Regions from separate parts of the Homo sapiens genome. Here region 2 is linked to region 1. A link is a contact called in ENCODE Hi-C data. All regions are on one chromosome and are shown on one strand. The core of a region is the stretch at or near the end of the contact, and the rest is flanking DNA. Distances in the headings are between cores, read along the strand shown. Region 1 holds the start of VAMP3 (vesicle associated membrane protein 3). Region 2 holds the start of CLCN6 (chloride voltage-gated channel 6).

What was found. Hi-C counts contacts between places; a loop is a spot of excess contacts on that map. Pooled maps may share reads with other maps.
Region 2: a loop to region 1 is called in a pooled map, with 7 times the contacts of the local background. The contact joins the promoter of CLCN6 here to the promoter of VAMP3 in region 1. A Hi-C loop is called at or near these places in 2 of 168 maps with a recorded cell type or tissue (ascending aorta and naive thymus-derived CD4-positive, alpha-beta T cell) and 12 of 50 pooled maps.

What each region holds. Positions count from the first base shown.
Region 1 is chr1:7,769,629-7,772,805 of GRCh38, reverse strand. It overlaps VAMP3 (vesicle associated membrane protein 3), which reads right to left and starts at 1,510. Exons shown (of 5, transcript NM_004781.4): 1 at 1,421-1,510. The coding sequence starts at 1,422. CAMTA1 (calmodulin binding transcription activator 1) reads right to left here. Exons shown (of 23, transcript NM_015215.4): 23 at 3,100-3,177. RefSeq lists silencers at 1,147-1,376, 1,341-1,583 and enhancers at 1,817-1,866, 1,610-2,306.
Region 2 is chr1:11,804,703-11,807,879 of GRCh38, reverse strand. CLCN6 (chloride voltage-gated channel 6) reads right to left here and starts at 1,689. Exons shown (of 23, transcript NM_001286.5): 1 at 1,531-1,689; 2 at 690-749. The coding sequence starts at 1,617. It overlaps MTHFR (methylenetetrahydrofolate reductase), which reads left to right and starts at 1,916. Exons shown (of 12, transcript NM_005957.5): 1 at 1,916-1,992. RefSeq lists enhancers at 1,142-1,211, 1,662-1,741, 1,752-1,861, 1,059-2,044 and silencers at 1,392-1,441, 2,112-2,161, 2,182-2,231.

The sequences.
Region 1 (3,177 bases), core at 261-2,760:
GCAATTCTCTTGCCTCAGTCTCCCAAGCAGCTGGGATTACAGGCATGTGCCACCACGCCCGGCTAATTTTGTATTTTTTAGTAGAGACGGGGTTTCACCATGTTGGTCAAGCTGGTCTCGAACTCCTGACCTCAAGTGATCCGTCCACCTCGGCCTCCCAAAGTGCTGGGATTACAGGCATGAGCCACCGCGCCCGGCCCAGGAAGGTACTCATCTTTTAAAATCTTCATCAAAGGCTTTATTTCTCCCCATGCAGATCTTTCTTAACCACTCTGACTCTGAAGTCATTATTGGCTCCATTACTTGGAAAGTATCACTTTGGTTTTTCAGGTATAAAGTCCCGCCTCCTCGAATAGATCACAGGTTCCTGGGTCTTCTTACTCTCTTCTCTGTATCCTAGATAGCACCTAGCATGTGCCTTGGTATACAACAGTCTGATGGGCTGTTTGAACAGTCACTTTACATCTGTCATGTGTCAATGACCAGGGCTACAACAGATCTCATCACCGTCCTCACGGAGTTTAGTATCTGGTAGATAAGTAAGGACCATGCCGTGGCGCTAGACTCTTTCCATGCTTTTCCTCCTTTAACCCTCATAACTCTCTGAGGGGAATATTACTCCTATTTTACAAATGAGTAAAGTGAGGTTTAGAGAGTCAACACAGCTGGCTGCAGGACAGCTTGTTTTTAGATCAGGTCCTGTGTACCTTGGCTCTAGATCTTAACCACTGTGATCTATTGGCACAGCAGCCTCAGCAGGAACATTCGAGGGGGGTCCCCAGCTCCTGGAAGAAACCCGGGGCTTCCTCCGACGGTGAGCAATGAGCAGAATGGAGGTGGAAGAGGGAGTCCTTGTGATTCTTAACCATTAGCATTCTCTGAGTCTTACCACTGGAAGCAGGGGTTTGCAACGTGCTTTCGCTTAAGAGAGCGAAGGCCCACGGTTAAGTGATCTTTCCAGTGCAGATGCCCCTAGCTAGGCAAGGAGCTCTTCGGCCCACAGGGGCTCAGGACAGGGCCGAGGTCCTTTCTTTCGCAACTTCTGGGGCCCAGCGCAGCACCGGGCCGAGAGCGGGCGCTCCCGAACCAGGGCTGTCGTCCCCATTCCTCTCAGGGACGTCGGGGACTAGAAAGGGAAGGGGCGAGGAGCGGGCTGCGGGCGGGCAGCTCACTTCCTCCGGGAAGCGTCTCGCCGCCCCGCCCTTGCCCCTTCCGCGTCCGCCCGATGGCCGCGGGACCCGCCCGGCCCGTCTGCAGCCCGCGACCCAAGGGCCACCGCCCACCCCCAGGCCTCGGGATCCCCGCGCAGCCCCGGCCTGCGTCCGAGTGGCGGCCGGCGGCAACTGGGCAGTATGGCGGTCCCAGCGCGAGCTGCCGCCTGCGGGGCCCGAAGCCGCCCGCGTCGCGTAGCGTCACTCACATTTTGGCAGCTGCGGCGGCGGCAGCGGCGACGAGAGAGGGTCAGCAGAGAAGCGAAGTTGGGACCGGAGGCCAGGGAGATGGGTGGGACGGCGCGGCGCGGGGCAAAGACGTCACTAGGCGGAGCCGGGGGAGTGGGCGGGGCGAAGAGGGGGCGCGCCGGAAGTGGGCGGGGGCGTCGTGGGTGGGTGCGTCCAGGGCGGGGTCAGAGCGAGACGTCCCCTCCCCGGACGAGGTCACTTGGGAACTTGAGGGCCACAGGGGTCCCAGGGCGGTCCGGGCTCTGAAACGCAGAACGCAGGTCAATACAGCTCCCTGTCCGCACCGCCGTCCGCGCTGGCGCTTGGGGACGTGGTCTGTAAACGTGGTGCATTAGCCACTGGCGAGGGACTGCGTGGATAAGTGAGGGTGGGGGCAATTCATGTTATTCTGGGCTCGGGACCATTTCTAACAGTATTAGAGACAGATGACTGGCTTCTGCTGAGTGTTCCAGAGTAACCTAGTGATCCTGAGGGCACCATGTTTCTCTAAAGTAGTTGAAATAGGAAGTCCATTTCGGGTATTTGTCACATGGTGTTGGGTGAGGTTCCCGCTCATGTTTTCATCGGTGACACAAATATTTGTCACTGCAGATCATATTATAATCTGCTTACGAGAGCCTTGGCATCAAGGCTGTAGTTCCTTTATTTCTGTATTTTCAGGCCCTAGCACAGAATAGGTCCTCAGGTTTTGGTCGAAGGGAGGGAAGCACAAATCTGAACGCAGTGAGTTACCTTGTATATATTTGTTACTGAAATATTCCTACCAACATAGTTACCTACACCAAAAAATAAAACACTAATAGGTCATTGGTGGGTCTCTTAGATGAGAAGTGAAAAATACAGTACTTAAATACTATGCTGTTTTTTCCAACTCTAAATAGAATACTTTGAAAAGGGAAACGTTAGTATATATCGAATAAACGAGTGTCACAAAGGCGGTGGGATTTGAGCTGGGTACTAGTGGAAAAGAACTTTCCAAGTAAGGGTTGGGCAAACACCATGAACAAAGACAGCAGTGAAAATGGACGCAGTGTGCACAGACCACCTAGAGGGTGCAGGTTGGGTACAAGTGAAAAGAAGACTGAATAAAGAGGATAAACAAACAAGAAAAATGTCATTTAATTGTAGTGGGCCCTGGAAACCATTGACTTACGGACGTGGGAGATCCATGATGCAAAATTTCTCTGGCAGTAGTGGCCAGATGGATTAGATGGAAGAGGGAGCACTAGGGAGATAAGGAGAGGCTCTGCAGTGAACGGGAAGGGAGCGGCGATGACACAATACTCAGAAAGGACGACGTTCGTAATCTGCTGGAAAATGCCTTTTAGAAGACTTTAGAGGATTGTAACTGAAAAGGTGAATTAAATTAATGTCTTTATCTTTCAAATAATTGCACTGCCTTACACAAATGATTGACATGTTGAGAGGTGCCTGGAAAGATAGGGGAAAAGCTCTCTGAATGGTGGCTGGAAGACATTTTTTCTTTCATGGACCTAGCTGAAACAATGTAACATTCAATGTCAAAACATTACATCTGGATCAGAAGGAAATCCTTGACATTATTACATATGTTTTGAAACATGTGCCCATCACCTTAGATTTCACTACCCGGTCATATTAAAGCAAAACACACACGTAGTATGGGGAAATTTTCTTCATTTTTAATTTACAGCAGAAAGAATATAAAGCATTCAGAAAACATTTTCCATATTTTAAG
Region 2 (3,177 bases), core at 440-2,939, 4.0 Mb before region 1:
TAGTGGAATCTCATTTTTGTTACTTAAAAAAAGCATGTATCATGTATATAAAAGCATGGGTAAGGATGTAGAAAGATACTTAGTAAGGTGTTAACAGTCATCTTTTAATGAATGGAGTTATAGGCTTTTCTCTACCTTCTTTATTACGTTTAAGAATTTAATGATAAAAAGTCACGCATGTTGTTTCACCCCAGCAGTGTTGGCTTTACTAAAAACACATACTCTAAGAATCCCATACATGAAAGGTGGAACTTAATCAAGAACATGTCAGAGAGAAGCTGCTTGAGCAAGAAAATATCTGAAAAGCAAGCTCTCCTAGAAGAGAAGCAAGGCCTCCTTAACAGTTTATAAGCACACACCTGTTAGGGGCACATACTGCCTGCCAGTGCCTTTCACTCTAAGTCTCTCTGTAAGCTGTAAAAGCAAACAGTTTAATGGCAAATACATACTCTATCCAGGTTAAGGTGCCACAGATTTATAAACGTGTAAAAACACCAGACCTTGTTTTGGGGTTAAGGTGAGAAAAGGGCTTGCTAAACAGTCTCTTTCCTAGAAGGAAGTTCTCTTACCCACTCACTCCCTGGGACAGAAGGTCAAAGAGCATCTCTGGTTGGAATCATAATGCTTCGGCCTGAAGTGACCAGGCCACTCACTACTTTAGTTGCCCAAGCAGTATCAAAGGAGCTCACCTCATAGTCTTTCCTTGGAAGAATCTCATCCTCCTCCTCCTGTGTTTCTCCAAGGATGGTCTAGAAAAACAGATCCGCAGAGGGAGCCTTTTTTAGTGGTTAGGAGTGGAAGGAGGCAGAAGTATTTACTGAAATCAGTGGCTAGCTTCTAAATCATCTGGAGCCATTATCAAATAGGAACCAGCCCTCAAAAAAAACCTTTCAGGGGTGAGGGACCATGTGGGTGAGGATCTACAGCCATCAGCTGAGCTCTTCATTTCCACTGATAGTCTCCAAATAACCACCCTCCTCTTCAGGACACCTCAAAGATGTCCAACGCCAGCTGAAAAGGGGGGTAAAAATGCAGGTTCCATTTGACAGTGTGACGTATCTGAAATCAGAAAGGACTTGTCAACTCTGGGAACACAACTCAAGTTTTCCCAGGATGCTTTGCAGGGGGAAGCTGGACTGTCAGTGACCCAGAAAGGGTGAGGGATAGAGTGAGAAAGGACTGGAGAAGCTAAAACAGCAGCATGATAAGCACAAAGTCCTGTGAGGAAGCTCATTCTGAAAACGCTTGTTTCATTCCAAACTCTTTTCAGATGGAAATAAAAGGAAACATGGGTGGGATTTACTGGAGCTGGCCTGGATTCTCCCTCAGATTCCAGGAGGGGTTATGAGAAAAGACCCCAGACTTAGGCACGTGAAGCAGGGTAGACGCTTCGAGAGCCCTGGCTGCGGTCCCCAGGCCCCACCCGCTGCCACCTGCGGGCCCAGATTGGCCCGGCCCCACCCCCGGCAACGCCTCTCTCAGTCCCTTAGCAACCGCCCCCTCCCCAGGCCGACTCCGCCGGCTTCTTACCAGCTCCTCGGGGGTGCGGGTCTCACGCTCACCGCAGCAGCAGCACCACCTGCAGCAGCAGCACAGAGACCCCCTGCACCCCGCCATCTTCCTCCTTTACTGCCACTCTGGACCCCTCTACCAACCCCCTCCCAGCCAGGATCTGCGCCTCACGTGACTGGCCCCGGGACGGTCACGTGGCCCTCTCGAGCTCTGGGACTGAGACCAGGAGTGGCTGCAGACGGGTGGGGCGAGGACTCGCGTCACATGACGATAAAGGCACGGCCTCCAACGAGACCTGTGGGCACGGCCATGTTGGGGGCGGGGCTTCCGGTCACCCGCGCCGGTGGTTTCCGCCCTGTAGGCCCGCCTCTCCAGCAACCTGACACCTGCGCCGCGCCCCTTCACTGCGTTCCCCGCCCCTGCAGCGGCCACAGTGGTGCGGCCGGCGGCCGAGCGTTCTGAGTCACCCGGGACTGGAGGGTGAGTGACGGCGAGGCCGGGGTCGCCGGGAGGGAGATCCTGGAGCCGGCAAACAACCTCCCGGGGGCAAGGACGTGCTTGTGGGCGGGGAGCGCTGGAGGCCGGCCTGCCTCTCTTCTTGGGGGGGGCTGCCGCCTCCCTTGCGCACCCTTCGCGGGATTAGTGTAACTCCCAATGGCTACCACTTCCAGCGACCGCCAACCCTCAAGCGAAGACTGACTTTGGCTCCCTGCCTGGACGGAGGGGCCCCTGAGCCAGGGGTGACGATCCCGCCCCTCTGACCGGCCCAGGCCCGTGTCCTCGCCCCCATCGGTGACTCAGTGACCTGGTGACTGGATTCTCGGCCACCTGGGCGCCGAGACGGCTTCCGGCTCCTGCCTTTTAAACCTGCCTCCCCGGCGATCACCTGGAGAAGAGCGCTGGGCCCGGGGCACTGCGGTCCCTGGCGCCCACTGCGTCCCGCTGCGCACGGGGGTCCGCCGGGACCTTTCTGGGAGTCGTAGGCTTAGTATCCCAGTGCTTGGCGCAGACTAGTTGTTCAGTAAGTGGCAGAGGCTTATTTTGAGAGAGTGGCAGCACCTGGCCCTTTGGCGCTCAGTGAATGTTGGCTATCACCGTGTGCCAAACTCTGGGGATACCCCAGGCAGGACACCGGTCCTGTCTCAGGGAACTGGGGAAAGAGAAAGGAGACAGGCCTTTTCACCCACAGTTACAACCCAGGGTGCTATGGGAGTCCAGCTGATAACGGATAAATCGTGGGAGTTGGCTTACAAATATGGCACATGCGTGGCATATACTAGGAATGCAATAAGTCTTTGAAAATCAGAGGGTTTACAGGTGGTTCAGCTTCCTCCTACTCTAGGTTCTGTTCCAGCAAGCAATTAACGAGGTGCGCCCTTAAACGCTGGAGGAAAGCCAACTGGCTGCTCTTGCTGTTACTCCTCCCCCCCGCCCCCGTTCCTCACTCCCCACAGCCATCCCCACTGAGAATCTGGAGTTTGAGGTCAGAATGAAAGAGAGCAGCCCTAGAGGGAGAAAGCTTTGGCCCAGGGTTCTTAGTCTGGAATCAACTCCTTGTCTTTGGATGTATCCCCGTGTAGTCTGTGCACCTGTGTGTGTATTTCAGGGGAAGGGAGCAGTGCATTTAATCAGATTGTCAAAAGAGTCTAAGACCCCAAATGGTTA